Linked DNA regions of Mus musculus: region 2 is linked to region 1. A link is a loop called in an ENCODE intact Hi-C map of the cell type or tissue named here. Cell type or tissue: left cerebral cortex. All regions are shown on one strand. Links, peaks and the distances in the headings refer to the core of each region. The heading gives the core; the rest is flanking DNA.

The links. A loop is a pair of places that touch in the nucleus more often than their neighbours do. Peaks named below come from ENCODE experiments on the same cell type or tissue, not always from the same donor. Only the 100,000 strongest peaks of a DNase experiment are listed, where the experiment ranks them.
Region 2: a loop joins it to region 1, with 5 times the contacts of the local background. A loop is called at or near these places in 3 of 42 quality-filtered maps.

The regions. Positions count from the first base shown.
Region 1 is chr4:14,816,829-14,822,213 of GRCm38, forward strand. It overlaps Otud6b (OTU domain containing 6B), which reads right to left. Exons shown (of 7, transcript NM_152812.4): 4 at 1,348-1,660. Among named protein-coding and RNA genes, the nearest start is that of Otud6b, 6.9 kb to the right of the region's middle. In left cerebral cortex, for the core only: CTCF peaks have their summits at 3,070 (motif pointing right) and 3,271; DNase peaks (open chromatin) are centred at 1,988 and 3,267.
Region 2 is chr4:16,165,035-16,170,419 of GRCm38, forward strand. All of the region lies in intron 1 of A530072M11Rik (RIKEN cDNA gene A530072M11), which reads left to right. Among named protein-coding and RNA genes, the nearest start is that of A530072M11Rik, 3.6 kb to the left of the region's middle. In left cerebral cortex, for the core only: a CTCF peak has its summit at 2,650 (motif pointing right); DNase peaks (open chromatin) are centred at 3,632 and 4,003; H3K4me3 peaks cover 632 bases; H3K27ac peaks cover 904 bases.

The DNA of each region.
Region 1 (5,385 bases), core at 299-5,298:
GGGTGGGTAGGGGAGTGGGTGGGAGGGTATGGGGGACTTTTGGGATAGCATTGGAAATGTAAATGAGGAAAATACCTAATAAAATGTATTAAAAAAAAAAAAAAAAAAAAAACACGGGCTACACAGAGATGGTGCAATGGCTCCGTGGCATTTGCTGCTTTCAGAGAATCTGGAAAGGAGTTAAATTCCCAGCACCCACAGAAAAGCTCACTTCTGTTTGTAACCCTCTTCTGGTCCCAGAGGACTAAGACATGGTACATACACATAGATGCAGGCAAAACCATAGACATAAAATAAAAATAAAATGGGGTCAAACATCTTTTCTGACCAAGGAAGCGAAGAAAAGCTAAAACTAAAAGACAACATACATCACGTGTTAATCTCTTTCGCTATTAAGTCTTCATTGTTCAAAACAGTCCCTACAATACTTAGCACACCATGGCCTTCAATAAAAGTTAGCTGAATGAATGAACTAAATCCTTTGTCTGTTTCTTTGACGCATCATGAATTAAATATTCTACCACTAGCAGAGTGAGCTAGACACGCTTAAGAATTCTGATACATGAAGTCACACTTGAGATCTATCCAGATACCTAAGGCTCACTCACCACAACTGACCAACTCAACACCAGTGCTCATTCTGTCCACCCTGTGCTATGTTCTACCTTCTTCCATGGAGGGCAGACACCATTTAAGGGAGTCAGCCTACACCATCCCTTCTCCAAGCCACCTGGCTATGTGACCCTCTCCCAGTGGCCACTCCCTTACCTGTGATCTTCCCTCCATTTCATTTCTCTCAACAGCATAGAACATCATAAAAACTGTACCTTAATCATCAATTTAACAAACAGGGAATATTGTTCATTGATTTATGAAATCAAAATTTATATAACTATTAACCTTCCTAGCCATACTTTATCAAAAGTAACATTACACTTCACTGAGTATGAGTAAGTTAGATTTCATAATCATATTCTGCTCATGGTCTTGATAGCATACACATGCATACTTACAAAGCCTGATCAAACATCACCTCCCTTTAACTCTGTTAAATATAAATTAACACACATCTTTCAACAATGACTAACCCTACGTGTTTTAGTGAATAACCTCTTATTTTCTTTGTGACTTACATACATTTATTAATATATTTTAACTACAAAACTGTTAAGTACTTACAAGATAAACTAAAATACATCTACATCTATTCAAATTATAAAAAATAAACCTGCCAAAATGTTAATGATCTTTTGTCTTCATTAAGAAAGGTCTTCCTTGCTACACTCAGGAAGCATTTTAATTGAAAACCAGAAACACTAACAAAATGTGGTGAAGAAAGCTAACTACCTGGCGTGTACATATCTCCTGTGCTGGGGTTTGTTAGAAACGGCAGGAAGTCGTCTGAATGGGTTTGCATGTACTCAGCAGTCTGCCTCCTCAGGGAAGCCACAGTCAGCGCACAGTCTTGTTCTCTCAGCTGATCCTCAAGTGCTCCATACATACAGTGACCATCAGATGGAATCTGTTTAATTTCCAATTCTCTGGCTGCCAATATTTGAGCAAGTTTTTCACTCTCAAGATGTCTGGCTCCAGATAAGTTCTCAATTTCAGCCTCTGCTATCCTTTCTTCCCGCTCCTTTTCCAATGCAGCCTTCTTTTCCTAGGACAAGAATATAGGAAAGTCAATGATTTTAGGATTAATTCACATTCGATAAGAATGGAGACATTAGTCTGACTTTTTTGCCATCTTGATCATCTCACCATTTGTACAACTCTAACTACAACCCATAGAGGACAATGATCTCATTCATCTGACTGCTATGTTCCCAGCACCTCGCTCTGTACTAACACATAAAGAAGCCTTTCGTATAACCAGGTGTGGTGGCCTAGGTCTCTAAGTGTACCTGGGAAGCAGATACAGGATCTGCAGGCCTAAGGACAGCTTGGGTTGCAGTGTTCTAGTCCAGCCTGGCCTGCAATGTGAGAACTTGTTTCACAGAAGAAAAAGGAGCGGCTAGGAAGGGGCAAGGGATATCTTCTTAGAAAATCTGCTAATTTGTTTGCTTATTTGAAGCAGTGCCTTGCTATGGTAGCTGAGACTAGCCAATACTCTCCAACCTCCTACCTCAGACTTCCAAGTGCTGGGATTAATGGCATTTGCAACCACACCTGTCCTTGTAAGAACTAGTTAAAAACATGAACAACATGACTAGCTGATTACCAAGTTCTGTCTTATAAGATTCAGTGGTCCAGTCCCTACACTTACTTGTGCAATGCCTTTAAATCCAGGACTTGGGAGGCAGAGAGGTGAATCTTTGTGAGTACAAGATGAGCCCGGTCTACAAAGTGAATTCTTGGACAGCCAGGGATATCTACAGGATAAGATCCTATCTCAAAAAAAATAAGGTTGTATCACTCCACTACAGTGAATTTACTATGTTAAAACAACCAGAAAGATACTGATAGATACTATTTTTAATCTATTTTTTAAAGGTGGATACAACATCTATAAATACTTAATAGATTTTTAAAAACTTGCTGACAAGCAATTCAAATATTAGTTATTCTAGAATCTCTCTAAACACCATGATCCCCTCTGACTCTCTAGAGCTAAGTAAAAACCCTCCCAGATTTTCTTCCAATGGTAAGAAACACAGAAAATGCGACAGTCTTTGTAGCAAAATAACATTATTTTCTCCCCCCTCCATCCCCACCCCAGACAGGGTTTCTCTGTGTAGCCCTGGCTGTCCTGAAACTCACTCTGTAGACCAGGCTGACCTCAAACTCAGAAATCTGCCTGCCTCTGCCTCCCGAGTGCTGGGACTAAAGGCGTGCGCCACCATGCCTGGCATAACATTATTTTCTATATGGTATAATATGCTTTCTTACTTAAATAAGAAAATTCAAATACTTGAGATTCCTCCATGGCTGTATATCCAGGCATGGTTAGGGTTCAGTGAAATCAACAAGAGATGTATTAATGGTCCAACAAAACATAAAGCAGCTTTAGTCACAGAAAAGTGGCATGCTTTACTTCATCCACAACTGTGGATCTGGGTATAAAATCTTCAAACACAAGATGGCACTATAACTCTATCAAAGCCTAAAAACAGTTTGGGGGGGGGCGGGGGCAGGGAGAGTAAGCACCTTAGAAATCATCTAATCCGATACCCCTCATTTTCCTCTTCTGAGGAAAGAACACGCAGAAAGATTTCCAAAGGCCATACAGCTGGTTAGAGCAGAGAGGGGACTGGGGACAACACAAAGAGCTCCCTTTTGCAGGCACCTGAATCAGAATCAAGGGTGGAGCAGATGGCAGCTGGGGTTAACGTCATAGTTGTTTTACTCTCAGAATGGCACGTCACACTATCATCCAAGCCCTGTAAGAATACTAACTTCTATCATTATCTTATTTTATGTAATGTTCTGCTTCAGAATTAAAACGCAACTGAGTCTGCCTGCAGTAAATCGGTTGTAAAATCCACTGGATCCTTGTCTCTGGAGTTTCTTCCCTACATTAGACACTTCTCTAAAGGATAGTATCAGAGTCAGAACAGCAGTCGGGTCTACAAGAACAGGTGAAGGGCGGCAGCATGGAGCTTGTATACACACTGCTAGCAAGACTAGTCATGTTGACTTGAGCACTAGTCCAGGATTGTGCTAAATTCTCGCTCTCGTTGAGATAACCGTCTCATCTTCCTTGTTTACAAAGTAAAAAAACTATGTCCCATTCTACATCTCAAATTCTTTGTTTTGGAAATCAATTATTTTATTTCTACCTTAGTTTTGTTTTGTTTTCCCAAAACACAAAGAGCTTCCAAGTTCTCTTCTTCCCTCCAATTGTCTGGGTGGGTTTGGTTTGGTTTGGTTTTGGGGAAGGAGTGGCTTGCAGCAGATGGTTTTCTCCTCCACCATGTGGATGCCAGGGACTGAACTCAGGCTATGTAGCAAAGCAATGTTATCCACTGAGCCATGTTCTTAGGCACAAATTCCTGAGTTATGCTCGCATGGTTCTCCAGTTTAAAAATAAGACCCATAAGAGTCTTATGATAAGTCACCATAAATATGCCATCTTTTCCTCCAGAATTGTCTCACTACCAATAACAACTACCTGTGGTTAACTGGCTTTTTAATCTCTAGTGCTTTAGCAAAAAGAACAGTTCTAAATAATTTAATGCCCAATTTGCCTATCTTAGATCCAGGTTCCAATTCTGGTAAGTATTATGAACACTTAGTGTTCTCTACTCCAAAAGCCCACTAGATTAACAAAGTAATCTGGGAATTATTTTCTCTGCCAAGTGATAAGCAGTCAACTATAAATCATACTAATTTCTCAGGGTTTAGTTGGAAAATGTATTAAATTCAGATAGGAAAGAAGTAACACATTTTTTATAAAAGACAGGTCTAGGTACACAGTAGCTTAGTTTTTAGAATTAAATAGGCTACCATTAGATGCTGTAATTAATAAGTATCAATAAATTTTTAAAATTATACCCCTGGCACAGAAACACCTGCTGATGTATAGAAGCAAGGTGACAGCTGCGGGACCATGACAAAAGAATGGCTATCATAGGTAGCCCTTCAAGACAGCAAGCACACTAAATGGTTCTTTGAAATCACAATGGCAATATTAGTCAAGAGTAAAATTCATACAATATAATAAATATTTGATTATTTGCAACTTAGCTGTCATATAAAAGGAGACTGTCTTAGGCCTTTGTAAAGGGAATATGATACTTAGCATGGTAAATATAAGTATTTGTTGACACTTCAGTTCTCCAGGCCTTGTATTTATGGTTCTGGACAGATTATTACTTAATACCCATGATAGTCCTCATAGATATTATTTTTCCTCACCTATTATTAAAACTGAATGGTAAGTCATGAGAGTACATGAAATTCAAACCATGCCTGGGGCTGGGGAGCAGCCTAAGGCCCTGTCTGACCCACTCTGTCAGACACTGACCTTCCATGCACTACTATGTACCAAAAACTCTGAACTATGCACTTAGAGCTTAGAAACCATGAACAATTAGTAAAATAGCATTCAGAACCAAAATGCTGAATTTTAAACTTCCTTTTCTAAGGTGGAAAGACTTACCGCCTCCTGCCAATTTCAGTATGCTAAGATCATTAACACATTAATTCCAATTAATCTAATGCTCTATCTGATTCCACATTCATTTTTGCTACATTATTTCTCCAGGGTACAATATCTTGACAAAACATTTATCTTTCCTTCAAATTATAACACATCCTTATCAAGTTCCCTTCTCTGCATTTTTAATGTTAACTATTTATATATATATATATGTGTGTGTGTGTATATATCTATGTGTGTGTATATACATATGTGTGTAGATATATTATATTTTATATAACATT
Region 2 (5,385 bases), core at 123-5,122, 1.3 Mb after region 1:
CTAAGAATATATATACGTATACATGCTGTATGTATGTATGTATATATACACACATATAGGGATTTTGTAAGTATATACATTTAATTTTCATAATCAATTAATGATAGAAATCTTAAGACATTAACATTGAAGTAAATGTACTGGAGAAAAACTTAGACAAAATAGACAAATTAGCCTCAAAAATAAACATCACATCTATACTTTGAATTCATTTATTCAAAGTCCTACAAAATTATACCTGAATGTTATTAAGAATAAAGTTTATTTATGCCTTATTACATTAGTCTAGGAAATAGCAGCTTTAAGACATTCATATCTCATTTAGAAATAAGATACACACTTTTGCAAAAGAAGGCACTTTTTCAAAACCAGCACAGTTCCAAGTCAAGTGCAGTGGTATTGGTACCCGCTTATGTTACCATCCAGGGTCATGGACTGAGTTCAGTTTTTCCCAACAATTAAAGAATTAAAAGACAGAAAAAAAAAATCACAGCAACAGCAAGCAATCAAGTTCTGTTAATAGTAAAGTATGTGTGCAACACATGCACACATACACACACACACACACACACACATGCATGAATGCACACAGACACTCACAAGTGGATATACCGATCATAAGTGGGAAGGAGATAGAAACTGAAATCTGCTTTCCCCTGGAAGATTGGTAGTTGAGTGTTTTGGTGATATTGGGTGGGGTTTCTTCTCCCCTCTTTTTGCATTGATCAGTTTAAAAAGAGAGGTGTAGGTCCATAGTATCTCCCTGTGCAAGCTTTGACATATCCATGCTTTGCCTAGAACATGCCCAGGTAAGTCAGCCAGAAAGGTCACACTTTTGGGAAAGGCCAGAAGCTTGCTATCTTGTTGATTATCTACACACTGATTATTCCCTGTCTGCCTACTACCACTCCTCCAGACTAGCTCCCAGACTGCTGTAATCTCCAGGATTCCCTCCTCCTGGATACCCCTTGTTCTCTATATGATAGCAAGTCTCCCCACTTCTTCATGCGCACACTATTCTTGAAATTCTCTCTTGATGCTCTTCTGCTAATCTTGCTTTCCTCTGGGCCATGTCCAGTTAGCTTCCATTTCCCTTAGCTCTGGACTCTTCCAGATGCCCCAGAATGCCCCCCATACCCTTCTCTCTCATCCACAATAAAAACTTTGCTCCCAGATTTTTCTTGGTTTCTTTACTGTGCCCCCACTTACAAAGAACACAAGTATTCGTCACCCCCTTCTTCTTATAGAGAACATCTGACCACTTGTTTTAAGCCCTTGCTCCCTTGCTTTCTTTGCCATAATCAATTGTGCCTTCCAGCTCTGAGCCTAAAATATACTCTTCTTTCTGTAGGTTGCTTTTGCAGGATACTCTATCACAGCAACGGAAAAAATTTCTAAGGCCAAGCTAATTAAGATAAAGTCTAGGCCTTAATCAAAGATGACTGTTGATATAGGAAAAAATGAATCAGATGTGTCGGTATGTGCCCTAAATCCCATTACTTTGGAGATTGAGGCAGTAGGCTCCTGGGTTGGGGGTCAGCCTGTGGGCCTATGGTATCTAGTAGGACGCTCCAATAATAAAGAATAGATATTTAATACCAAGATAGCCATGCATAGAGGGACAACAGAGTGAAGATACAGGAACAAAGGCAACTGCAGTAAATCAAAAAATGACTGAAGTTACCACAGGCTAGGAGAGAGGAATTTAACCGATTATCCCTCATGGCTCTCAGAAGGAAAATTTCTGTAAACACTGAATCTGTTTTCCTTGTCTAATTTTGCTGATTCAAAATTGCTTTTCTGTCACTGTGACCCATTCCTTGAGAAAGTCTACCTGAAGGAAGAAGAGTTTATTTTGCCTTGTGGTTTCAGAGCTATGGTTCATGGTTGGTAGTACCACTGCTTTTGGGGTCCAACGAGCCAGGACGTTATGGCAGGGATCCTGTGTAGTGCAAACCTGTTCACTAGGAAGTATAGAGAAAAATGGAAGGAGAGGGACACTCTTTATCTTTCACAGACAGCATACTGGCAATGTCTGCAGTGGCCTGCTTTCTTTAAGTAGGGCCATGATTTCTATGAACCCCTTCATTATAAGCTGATCAATAGATTATCAATAAGTGAAGCAAGCCTCATGATCTAGCCACCTCTCTGTAGTGCTACCAGCTGGGAAGTAAGCCTTTAATGCATGGGCTTTTGGAAGGCCGCTTCATACACAAACCGCAAATTGTTAGTAGAATTGTAAAATATGTATTTTTTTCAAATTGTTTTAGATTATTCAGAATCATATCTTGGAATTCCATGTGACATTTTGTTTGTATCAATAGCTTTTAATAAATTGCTGAGTGGTACTGCACAGTGTGGGCATACTATAGTTATTTAATCATATATCCATCGAAGAACATTTTAGGTCATCATCATCATTATCATCATTATTATTAATTACTTTTGCTTTTTGAGACAGGGTCTCTCTACATAGCTCTGGCTCTTCTGGAACTCACTATGTAGTTCCCGGCTGGCCTTGAACTCACAGAAATCCAACTACCTTGCCTCCTAAGTGCTGGAATTGAATGTGTTTGCCATCACAGTTGGCCAAAATTCCTAATTTAATTTATTTTTCTGTGTATTTCTGTACACCATGCTTGGTACCCACAGAAGCCAGAAGAGGGAGTACCTTCTGGAGTTACGGATAGCTGTGAGTTGCCGTCGGACGCAGGGAATGTTCCTCTGTAAGAACAGCCAGTGCTCTTTAACTGCTGAACAATCTCTCTAGCCCAACAGTGTCATAGGAAAAAGCTGACTATAAGGTTAGAACGATAGGTCAGAATACCAATGAATCACTCCTTTGTTGATCTCCATATACTCTCAAAGCAGGGAAATATAAGATAGAATTAGCTGAGGTAACCGTGTTTAATAATTTCTTCTTGATAAATGAAAAATCTTTCTAAATGCAACTATATTTTAGTCCTCAAATTATGTTTGGCTTATTATGGTAAAGAATACAGAGAAGATAATTTACTTCAAAATCCCCTTATTTTGATGAATAGAAAAGGGAGATAAACAGTACTGAATACCCACTATTTCATTAGTACATTTAGTTGCCTATAAATACTAGAAACATGTGATTTTTAAATGTGTCTTAAATAGGTATGGTGTATGGCATTCAGTTGATATTAAGAGGTGTGCAAATGAAAATTGGACCTGCCTGGTAATGCATAACTCCAGCCCAATACTCCAAGGCAACACATCTAATAGACATTTAATATACTGTTATCCCAAGTGCTGGAAGTAATAATAAGAATACAAATGTTGTCTCTGCATTCAAAATGCTTTGACTGTCCTAGGAAAGATCAGATGCCAGAACATGCTCACAAGGTCGTGTTTTGCTGAAAGTTCAGGCTTCTCCTTTCAACATCAGGAAAAAACCATGGACAGATTAAGAAAAGTGGCCTTCATAGTGATAGTGTGAATTTCCAGAAGTGACAGTTTGTGAGCTGCAGGGTTGGGATGTTGGAGCACATGTATTGGGCTCAGAGTCCATTTTCTTTCTGGGAACTGCTTTCATTCGATGATAATCTGTTTTCACTTTCACTTTGTACAGTGTCTAATGAGAGAAATAGAGTGACTAGGGGAATTCCCACATGCAAAAAGATGGTGCTGGACAAAGAATCATTAGTACAAAATTTTCCTGGGAATTTCCATTTTCCTGTGGGATTTTATTTGGCAGGTTTCTCGAAATGTGCAGGAACGTACATATAACTAGTTGGCTAGTCTAAATCTAGGAATTTCAGTGCCTGAATTTAACAGAATAGTTTGCTTTTCTATTTTTTTTTCCATAGCTCAAAAATCACGTTCCCTGTCATTCCAAAGTTATAAGCAAGACATGCTGAGTTATACTACCTTTTAAGGCACAGTGATTTTCTCTTTAGGAAGCCAGTCTGTGAAAGAGGATGTGAGCTTAGTACCCTTTTAAAGATCCTGTTTGGGGCAGAGACAGGACTGTGGACAATAGGCAAAGCTGTCCCTACTGAAGTAGCCTGTGGCGATTAGGTCTTAACAGAGAAGGCTAGCACAGCCTCGAGGAAGCAGGAAGTGTGATTAATCAGAGATCCAACACCAGTGGTCTAAGAGATTTCTCGGGAGAAGTTGAAGTGTAGCTGGAAAATACAAAGCACCATGAAGCATCTGTGACCCAATATTGTTCCAGAATTGTTAAAAGGAGCTGAAGTATGCAGCTTCCCAGGGAAGTATTGCATCACAACTCCAGAAGGCAGGCTTTATATCAAGGAGGGGTCATTTGCATGACATACATTATCTATTGAACCTCTGGAGGTAAGAGAAACCCCCCTCTGCCCCCCACATACTTGAACTGTTCTGAAGCTCAACTTACACAATGATTATTAAAGAAAGGGCTTTAAATTAAGCTCAACAAGGTAGCAATGATAGCTACTATTTTCTTACCAGCCCTGCCATTTAATCAAAACTTTCTTATCTGGTTTGAAAAACAGGAAAACAAGTCTCTGCTAACCAGGAGCTTTCTAAGTACTTAGCTTGAATGTATGCTCTCCTGAGGGAAGGTAAACACTTCCACAGGACACTAACCTCAGCTGAGACAACTTAGAGCATGTAGTGAAGCTGGACAGAAATAGATTCTTCATGGGAATCTTCATGGGAATGTCTGAATAGGCAAAAATATGAACATTACCAACCAAGAAGATGAGCAAATGCTCTCCATTCCTTGCTAACAATGAGTGATCACTGCCCTTTTTTCCAATTATGGCACTACCTCGGCTTTTGTCTTTCAGTGACTGGATAAGAAAGTTAAGCACTCAATCAAAACGATCCCTCCTCCTAGACAGTATCTAGTCTGAAGAGGATACCCATTTCCTTGGATGCTCCCTAGGCTCAACTCCTATAGGAAGTTCTTCCTAACAGGGTCTTATTGAGATTCCCTCTGTGTCCCTAGAAACTTGTTTTTCCTGCTTGCAATGAATCAGTAAATGTAGCTTTGCATCACTGTAGATGGGTTTCTTGCTGCCTTTGCCTAGAGAAGGGTGATGTAATTAGCCAACTATCAGCCCTTATTGTATCTCAGGCAGTGCTGCCTCTATGGCCTTTTCAAAGAACAGAACTTGTGAACGAGGAACTTCCACATAATAATGTATGTAAAACAATACTTTCTAGCAAGGGCTACTGTTATTCACAGCTTACTGATGGAGATATTGAGATACAGGGCTGTTATTTGTGTATTGTCCTATGGTATGTGGTTTTATGCTACCGCCTTTAGCTCCAGGAAGTGACCCACTACCAGTCCCGTCTGGCTTCCCTTTAATCTTTGGACAAAACACACACACACACACACACACACACACACACACACACACACAC